Linked DNA regions of Homo sapiens: region 1 is linked to region 2. A link is a loop called in an ENCODE intact Hi-C map of the cell type or tissue named here. Cell type or tissue: chondrocyte. All regions are shown on one strand. Each heading gives the region's core, and the rest is flanking DNA. Links, peaks and the distances in the headings are about the cores only. Region 1 holds the start of LOC107984507 (a long non-coding RNA gene). Region 2 overlaps FBXL14 (F-box and leucine rich repeat protein 14).

Region 1 (6,776 bases), core at 3,461-5,960, 58 kb after region 2:
GCTTGTTTTCAGACAAGGTCTCCCTCTGTCACCCAGGCTGGAGTGCAGCAGCACAGTCATAGCTCACTGCAGCCTCAACCTCCCAGGGTCAAGGGATGCTCCCACCTCAGCCTCCCAAGTAGCTGGGACTACAGGTGTTCACCACCACACCCAGATACTTTTTAAAATTTTTTGTAGAGATGGGTGTCTTGTTATGTTGCTCAGGCTGGTCTAGAACTCCTGGCCTCAAGCCATCCCTCCCAAAGCACTGAGATTACAGGAATGAGCCACCACGCTCAGCCTGTTCCCACTGTTAACACTCTTCCCTGCCAACAGGTGAAACCGCTGTCTTTCATCCACTTAAGTCCTTCAGCAAATGTTCACTGAACACCCACTGCGTGTCAGGCACTGTCCCATGTACTCTTTAAGATACAACAGTGGACAAAACAGACAACAACCCCTGCCCTTGTGGTGTTTCTGTTTTAGCAAGGGGAAGCAGACAGAGGACCAATAAGGGAAATATAAAATACCTGTATGTTCCATGGGTATAACAGAGAGAAATAAAGCAGAGAAGAGGGCTAGAGAATGATGAAAGGGTTATGATCTATATAGGAAAGTCACAGAAGTCCTCGCTAGGGTGAGGTCGCAGAGGTAAGTGGGGGCTGCCCACCAAGGGCTTGCAAGCCAGTGTGAGAACTTGGCTTTCTCCTGCATGAGATGGAAGGCCACTGGAAGGTTTTGAAGAGAAAAGTGACAAGATCTGACATATCACACAGGATTGCTGCCCTAACTAACTCAGAAAGACCAATTAGGAGGTGCCTCCTAATGAGCCGGGATGAGAAGGGTAGAGGAGGTGAGAAGTCATCAGGGTGCTGAGAACGTTCTGAATTTGGATTTGGCAAGAATCACTGATGGATTCGATGTCAGAAGGGAGAGAAGGGAAAAGTCAAGACTGACTCCAGGGTTTACAGCATGAGCAACAAGGAGGATGAGATGGAGAGGGCTATGGGAAGGCAGGGACGAGCTCAGAGGCATGTAATTCTGTAGAGGAGGTGCTGCTTCAGCAACACCGGTCTGGAGTTCAAGAGAGAGGAGCAGGCAAGACACAAAACCATGAGGTTCCTAAGGGTAGAGACAGTACTTACAACCATCAGAGTGTACAGTACAGTCACACGTCGCCTAACAACAGGGATACATCCTGAGAAACGTGTCATTAGGCAATGTCATTACTGTGTGAGTGTCACAGAGTGAACTTACACAAACCTAGATGGTAGAGCCTACTATACACCCAAGTGAGATGCTCTAGCTGATTGCTCCTGGGCTGCAAACCTGCACAGCATGTGACTGTACTGGATACTCTAGGCAGCTGGAACACAGTGGTAAGTATTTGTGTATCTAAACAAATCTAAACATAGAAAAGGCACAGTGAAATATCTTATGCAACCACTGTGGTCTATGCAGTCCATCATTAACCGAAACATCTTTATGCAGCGTATAACTGTACATAGAGAAGACAAGAGGTCCAAAGAGATAACCAGGTGAGCTGCTGCCGATGAGCAAGAAGAGAAACTGGAAGAGTGAGATGCTCTGGAAGCCAAGTGAAGGTCGTACAGCAAAGGGGAGGCAATGGGCCAGCAGTGGTGGCTCACACCTGCAATCCCAGAGCTTTGAGAGGCCAAGGTGGGAGGATCACTTGAAGTGGAGTTCAAGACCAGCCTGGACAACATAATGAGACCCTATCTCTACAAAAAATTTAAAAATTAGTCGGACACGGTCGTGCGTGCCTGTAGTCTCAGCTACTCACGAGGCTGAGGCAGGAGGATCACCCGAGCTTAGGATGAGCTTTGGTCAGGCTGGTCTCGAACTCCTGACCTCAAATGATCCTCGGCCTCCCAAAGTGCTGGGATTACAGGCGTGAGCCACCTTGCCCAGCCTAAAGCTGATTTTAGATATGACTTCACAGAGGTTACCTTTTTAAGAATAACAAAATGCAACAAGTTAAGATTTTGGGTGACTTCCAAATCCAGGGAACATATCAGCATTTGCTTAGTTAAAACGACAGATGCCTCTGAGATGGGGTCAGCAGGACCCCCTCCTTTTCAGCCAGGGACTCGCCGGATTCTCAACTGCGCAGGACCACGTCAGCATTGAGCTCTCCTCTCCCATCGACCTGCCTCCCTCTTCCTTCCCTTCATCAATATCACCACAAAAGCTGTCGCATCTAGAGCCCCACAAGGCTCCAGGCATGGTCCAGATGCTTTATGTACACTAGTCCTAACCACCACATACCACATAGAGATAGGTATAAAGTTACGGTTTCCAGTACACAAGTAAGAAAACAGAGACACAGAGAAGTCAGGTAACCTGCCCTACCTCAGGTGACGCAGCTGTGCTGGGGTTTGCACCCAGAAGTCTGCCTCAAAAGCCCTCCTCGTCCCAGCATATACCCTATCAATGCAACTGAAAATGCCCCCTCTTCCTTCACTCACCAGCCCCCGCTCCCAAGGGTGATATTCTAGTTCTCAATTTATATACACAATCTCTTTAAAAGTTTAATTGCTTTGATTGCAGGTCTCATACCCCCAAACAAGATTTCTAAGAAAATTCAGTAATTCTTTACTCAAAATTTCTCAGGAGAAACTTCTCAACAAATACTGGTGAAATCTATAACCTTAGGGAGGAGTCTATGACAGGCACTCAACTTTGCCCCAACCTCCCAGAGCAAGACAAGCCTCCTGTCATCTGGGGGATATTCACCGGTAAGAAAAATGGGTGCGGGGCCACTGGCCTCTTGCCCATGTCCATCCACTGGTTAAGTTCAGGAAGTGTCACCAGTGAAGGCACGACACCAGCAAGAGCCCAGGAGCTCAGGGCTGCTCTGTGGCTGCGCACCTTCGGTTCTGGGCTTGACCTCTTTAAGAGGAGCCACACTGAGAGCAGCAAACAGGATGACCACGAGCTGGCCTCAGAAAAGCTTTGTTACTTTAGATTTTTCATAACATTATATTTTTATGTTACAGTTTTTGCTTCCACAACAGGACTCAGAGCAAATCCAACAATTAATCATTTGCAGATAACTCTAAAGTGACTTTTGGGGGCTAAAGTGTGTAAACCAAGAACTTTTGAGTTCACTGCCTTTTCTAAGCCAAGGCCAGCTATCGTTTCCCAGGCCTCAGTAAATCCACTGTATAAATCAGACAGGAGTAACCTTTTAGGAGTTAGCATTTCTGGGGCTCTAGGAGGCTACAGAGGAGACTGTATACCCCTTTAAGAAAGGTTGGGGTGCCTCCCCCTAGAACTCAGGCACCAGCCCCAAAGTCACCCAAAGCTGGAGACAGAGGCTTGTCATAATCTCCCAGATGCCAGCGAACCACAGAGGCCCCTGGCAGGCCCAAGCCCAAAGCCAGGAGCACAACCTGAGCCTCCAGCTTGACCACAAACCCTGCCTCTGAGACCACGGCTGGTGAAACAGTAACTCTGTGAAAGCAGCAGGCCCAGAGCACCCCCCACCCCTCTGGTGGGGACACTCCAGGCCTGTCCACAGCAGAGGGATTCCCAAACCTGAAAGAGCTCGAGCTGTTCAGAGTGACAGGATGTTAGAGCTGGAAGGGGCCCCTGGGACCAACTAACCCAATGCTCTCACTTTATAGAAAAGACAAGCAAGGCTGGGCAAGGTGGCTCATGTCTATAATCCCAGCACTTTGGGAGGCTGAGGCAGGAGAATCACTTAAGCCCAGGAATTCAAGACCAGCCTGGGCAACATAGTGAAACCCAATTTATACAAAAAATTAAAAAAGAACAAAATTAGCCAGGCATGGTGGTGCACGGCTCCTACAATCCCAGCCACTGGGGAGACTGAGGTGAGAGGATCACTTGAGCCCAGGAGGTCGAGGCTGCAGTGAGCCATTATCATACCACTGCACTCTAGCCTGAGCAGCAGAGAAAGACCCTGTTAAAAAAAAAAAAAAAAAAAAAAAAAAGGAAAGAAAAGAAAATATTACTGAGATCCAGAGAGAAGCTACCGTGTGCACCCCAACCCACTCAAACACCCTCCCCAGCAAAACCTCAAGAAAAGACAGTGATGCAAAGGACAGGACATCCAGGTGGGTTGGTTTCTTAGGGGAGCTGGAGGTTTGGGGTGCCAAAGACCTTAGAGAATGCCCCTGTCCCTTTAAGGGCTGCACTGCTGCCAGCACCCTACGTGCTTACTCAAAGGGGATCCGACAGCCCGGCAGCCAGGCTGGGTAATGATTACAGTCAGCACAGCCCCCTGAGGACCTTAAATGACAGCTTGAGTCTAGGCTTCCTGTGATCTCCGTGCACAGTATCTGGAAGGGTTAGGGGAGAGCATCTTCCCCCAGTACCGAACCAGGTTCCAACTCACCCAGGAGGAAAGAGATGGGAAGAAAGCCACATGGGTGGAGAAGCAGCGGGGAGAGAGACCAACTTTAGAAAGCCTAGAAGAGGACTCATGCAGCACAAAGAGACCACACTGCAACCACAGGGGCGAAGAAGTCAGGAAATGCTGCCGCAGCAGCCAGCCCAGTGGCGAGACCGCAAGCCAGTGGCTCAAACTGGGATGGAGGGGGCGGAGGTTTAAATTTAGCCAGGTAAACAGAGCCGGGCCAGGGGTGGAGAGGGCCTGGTAGGGGCTGTGCAGTCACCTGCTCTCCAGAGTTGGGGCATTTCTCGCTGAAGGGAACAGTCCAGCCAGAACTGTACCAAACAGCGGATCCGTTTTCAGGGTTCCTCCAGCATGCTGCTTGGGGGAGCACACAGGCTGCGCCCCAGAGATGGACAGAAGGTTAGTTTTACTTTAAAGGGTGGCTCAGATTTAAAATGAGCATGTCTTTTCATCTTGATGGCAATATCGATGCACAATCCCTCTGCTGGATGTTTCTGGACTCGTAGATAACGGTGAAGACGCTCAACAGAAACCAGCCAAGGCTGCCCGTAAGTGGAGCTCCCACATGCTCTCATTGCCCAGAGGGCTTTTACATCTACTGCTGTTGTGTGTCTTCAGAGACCTGATGGAGTTACCCAACAACCAGTAACTACCACCACGACCACACACTCTGAGGACTGCATCCAGGACTAGCGCTGGAGCAAAGATGGGCTCTGAAGACCTGGTTAGAAGATGAAGGAGATAAATGGCAGGCGGTTTGAAAAGGAGCCAGAGAGAAAAAGCTCTCGCTGACACGAGAGCTTTTTTGGACTGACTGGTTTCTATTTCAGAGAAGACAAGGACTATCACCACACGTAAAAACTTCCCTCCATGCTAGAGAAGCCAGGCTGCGGCAATCCAGAAAGCAGCAGAACCATCCTAGAATTAAAAATTAGAACAGACCAGCCTAGTCCTCTGCCTTTCTTGACCTTGAAGAAGAGCAAACAAAAAATCTTTCAGCTGCCCCTAGAGTCAGAGGGTGAAATACACAAGGGAAGAAGAATTCCAGATTTTTTCTTTTCGCAGCATATGGCTCCCAGCAATTTTGGCAATATCCCTTTAACTTATGCTTTTTGGACAGAAAAAATTTTAGAAAAGGGTAGTTTCAAGTCAATAAGAAACCCCTGGTGATATTACAATCACCAAATGAACTAAAGAGGGGACCGGTTTCAGATACCTTGGAGAAACACACAGACACACACGCTCAATCACCTATTCATATTCAAATACATAAGATATCAGAGCCTGGGAAAGTATGAAATCCATGGGTGGAAAAAGACCAGCCAGCTCCTCCGAGCCTGGCTCCTGCTCCCCTGGCAGGCAGATCCCACAGAGTGTCACACGCCCTTGGCCTGACTGTCTTTAAGAAGAGAAAGAAAGGGAAGGGGAGATGTCTCTCCTGACTGCCTTTGGGTATTGACCCATCCATTGTCACTTTAGGTTCCTTTACTCCCTTCACGTCCTGCCCTGTTGTCCGCGCCACCTGCATCTGTTAGTAAAAAGCCCTGGTTTTAATTGTGACCCTTCCCTTGGACTGCTGGACTTGTCATCACCATGAAGACGCCAGCTCCATCACTCCTCTCACAAGGGTGCCTAAGAGGTCTCTTTCAGCACTGCCATCCTTCCAAGGAGACACACCTCCTCCTTCTTGCTATTTATAACCACGAATCTTGTGTGTCAAAGCGAGAACAGACACTATTTTGAGATGGAGGAAAACCACCCCTCAGTCTTCCACCTCTAATAGGTCGGTGTGTTTGCCAGGACCTGTGTGTGTGAGCCTAGGCAGGGGTGCGGCTGCAAGCTCCAGGTCTGGCATCCGCTCGTCTGTGCCTGAGATGGGGAGTCTTGCCTTTGCGTAAGTGAATTCTGCCGGTTAATCGGATGGCAGGAGAGGCTGGGTGCAGGAAAGGGTCCTTAGGCCTTCTGAGGGCGTGCCCGCTGCTGCCTGGGCTCTCCGTTGCCTTAGGGGCCAGCCACAGGAGGGGGCTCCCTAGGCTTCCCCCGTGTGCCTGGACGAGTGCTGGTGGCTGGCTAGCGGCTGCCCCTGCCCTGCCGAGCCAGGGTTTTCGGCTCCACACTGACGGCACGGGCACAGACGTCCCATCGCAGCTCTGGTGACTGGGCACATTCCGGGGCCCCTGGAGCAGTCTGGGGGGTTGATTCCACGATCCCTAGTTTTTCTCCTCCAGGTACCAGGCTGAACCTCTGCCCAGGGGAGTAGCAACTGGAAGCTGTTGCCAACGTGGCCAGGTGGCAAAAGCAGTGAAGAAGGGCCCGGGTGAAGTGGAGGGGACACCGGACACACACACACCCCTTCAGCTGAGTAACCAACGCAGGGCCGGGGCCACCTCAG
Region 2 (2,500 bases), core at 1-2,500:
TTTCACTTCAGCTTTCATTTGAATACTGTGATCTGGTTTTTATTTTGAAATGTATAAAAAGCAAACCCAGCTACAAAGGCCTTTTCACCCTTCCACTTTGTAACTAATCCCAGTCTCTTCTCATCACTCCTCCTCTTACAGTACTCTGCTATTCATGCTCATTTCATGTTCTTAATCTTCTTTCCTGTTTAAAAATTTTTTTTTGGAAAAAATTTGAAATCATGGTCCTTTTTTCTGCTGAATATATTCTATATATTATATATATATAAATTATATATATATATATATACATATATATGTCTGGCTACCTCGTTTTAGTTTACTTTTTTTCTGAAGCCCTGGAATTCTACAAGAGAGATATTTTGAGACTGAAACATGTTTGTGCCTAGACTGGAAAGATGCCCTTGGGTTTGTCCGTCTTTTTGTGTTGGCTTCTTCCCAGCCTCCATCCGTCCAGTGTGCCCCACTTCCACATTCTGGCTATAATTTCCTTTTTCTCCTTGTTCATTGGGATTTGAGGACCTATTTCTAAATCTTAATTTATAGCACAAATATGTGGGAGCAATGAGAGTTGAACCGTTGTTTTTGTTGGAGATGCAGATTGTGTCTTGAAAATGATGATTATATATGCAAATTCTGCCCTACCCTCACCCTCTTCCAAGTTTCCCCCCAAAAAGGTCACACAGTGCGGCTTCCTGTGGGAAACAGGAGCAGAGCTGGCCTGCAGAGCCCCTGGGGCTGTGATGAAGCTCATATCTTATCTCTGTTCTATTAACAAAATGGGAGTTTGTGGGTTTTAAAAAATTCCGTTTCTAAATGGAGGAATAGATGACTTTCTTTCTTTTGGTGGGGGTTGGGACTTGTGGCTTTAAAGAAATCACTTCTGAGTAGGATGTATATTTTCGTTGGATTTTTGTTGTTATTTCTTTAGAACCCTCCACAGCAACATGCAAGACCATGGAGTTAAAGAAACCCAGAGACCTTTATCAATTAATTGTACTGTTTGTGAATTTGTATAAATAATAACAAAGATCCTCTTAAAACGTTTATATTCTTACAGTAAAAGGTTAAACTGATATTTATATAATAAAAGAGGAAATATGAAGTATGTTTTTGAAAAAAAAAAAAAAAACAACAGCCTTGTATCTGCGAATTATTTTTAAGGCATTGTGTGCTTGGGTACATGCCAAGGTAGGAGGTGTTGTTTGTATACTCTAAGAGGACGCAAGGTGGAGTTTGGTGCATCCTATGTGGGGGTGAGTCAACTCATGGGTAGAATTTTATTCTGTATAAGGTTTACTACTGACATGTTTTGTTTCTAGAAATGTGATTAGACTGGAGATTTATATAATGTTTGGCTTTAAACTTTCAACAACGTGGAAATTTAAAGAAATTGAACAAAATGAAACTTTTTAAAAAACCAGATTTGTATGTAAGTCACAGTTTCCCCGAGTGGCCAGTTTTTCTTTGGGTGAAAATGAGATCTAGAGGTGATGTTGAAAAGTGGTTCACGACGTGGGCAAGAAAGATGGATTTTTTTTACCCTGAGAGTGGGTGTGGGGAGGATGTGAAGGTGGAAGGACTGAAGCCATTGTTGAGAAAAGTTAAAAGAGCGCTGTCCTTGCGTGCTTGCCGGCTCAGTCATGCATACTGAATCTCCCAGTGTGAGCGAGGGTCCGGGTGGAGAGGAGGAGGGCAGCTCAAGCCCTCTTTTTCACATTCCCCTCCAGGCCCGGCTGTAAGGAAGCACTTTCCTGGGGGATGGGGAGCTTGGCCAGGATTTTGCACATTTGCATTTTAGCACTTCCAATAGCCGAGGCTGGCCGCTGGATCCACTCTGTCAAGGGTTTTTAGACTGAAATCGGGGCAGATTAATGAAATACCAGAATTCCAGCAAGAGTTCCCTTTGGTAGACAGTAACAAAATAATCTGACACCCTGTGGTTTGGCTGTGGAGACCTATGGGTGTGAGTGCTCCAACAGGGGAGTGGTTCATATTCCTGGTTTCACATTGGTCTGGGTTGTTTCTGAGATTGTTAAAAAAAATACTGATCTCAGCAAGAGCTGATAAGAGTAGTATAAAACTTTCCTGGATCAACCCCTCTTTCCAGGAAGAGGGCTGGAACCCAGGTTTCTCTTGGGATAAGATTGTTTTGTAAAATGTCCAAGCTTTCTGCCTGAGCATATCACAAAAGCCGCATTGTTCCTTTTTGGAGAGTCATCACAATTGGGTCTAATTGAGCCTGACACTAGATCCATCTTCTGTTTCTTTGGGGAAGGTGTGGATCTCTTTCTTCCCACTTAGGTTACAGTGCTTAATGCCTGGAAAAAAAAAAAAGTGTGAAGCCTATTAAGAAGTAGGGACTCTGAATTAGGGTCAGCTTTCTAATCCAGCATTTGACACAACTCCTGAAGGTTACACGGCAGTGGGTTCTTAGTCTGTTTTTCTTCCAAGAGACTGCATGGCTGTACAGATTCAATTGATAAAAATTTGAGCACCC

What was found. A loop is a pair of places that touch in the nucleus more often than their neighbours do. Peaks named below come from ENCODE experiments on the same cell type or tissue, not always from the same donor. Only the 100,000 strongest peaks of a DNase experiment are listed, where the experiment ranks them.
Region 1: it touches region 2 in a loop (6-fold over the local background); 9 of 110 quality-filtered maps call a loop at or near these places.

Annotation. Positions count from the first base shown.
Region 1 is chr12:1,531,608-1,538,383 of GRCh38, reverse strand. LOC107984507 (a long non-coding RNA gene) reads left to right here and starts at 6,192. Exons shown (of 2, transcript NR_160736.1): 1 at 6,192-6,278; 2 at 6,613-6,776. RefSeq lists enhancers at 4,327-4,476, 4,627-4,826. In chondrocyte, for the core only: CTCF peaks have their summits at 4,883 and 5,340; no DNase peak of the experiment used is centred there.
Region 2 is chr12:1,589,980-1,592,479 of GRCh38, reverse strand. All of the region lies in intron 1 of FBXL14 (F-box and leucine rich repeat protein 14), which reads left to right. Among named protein-coding and RNA genes, the nearest start is that of FBXL14, 3.4 kb to the left of the region's middle. In chondrocyte, for the core only: a CTCF peak has its summit at 1,227; no DNase peak of the experiment used is centred there.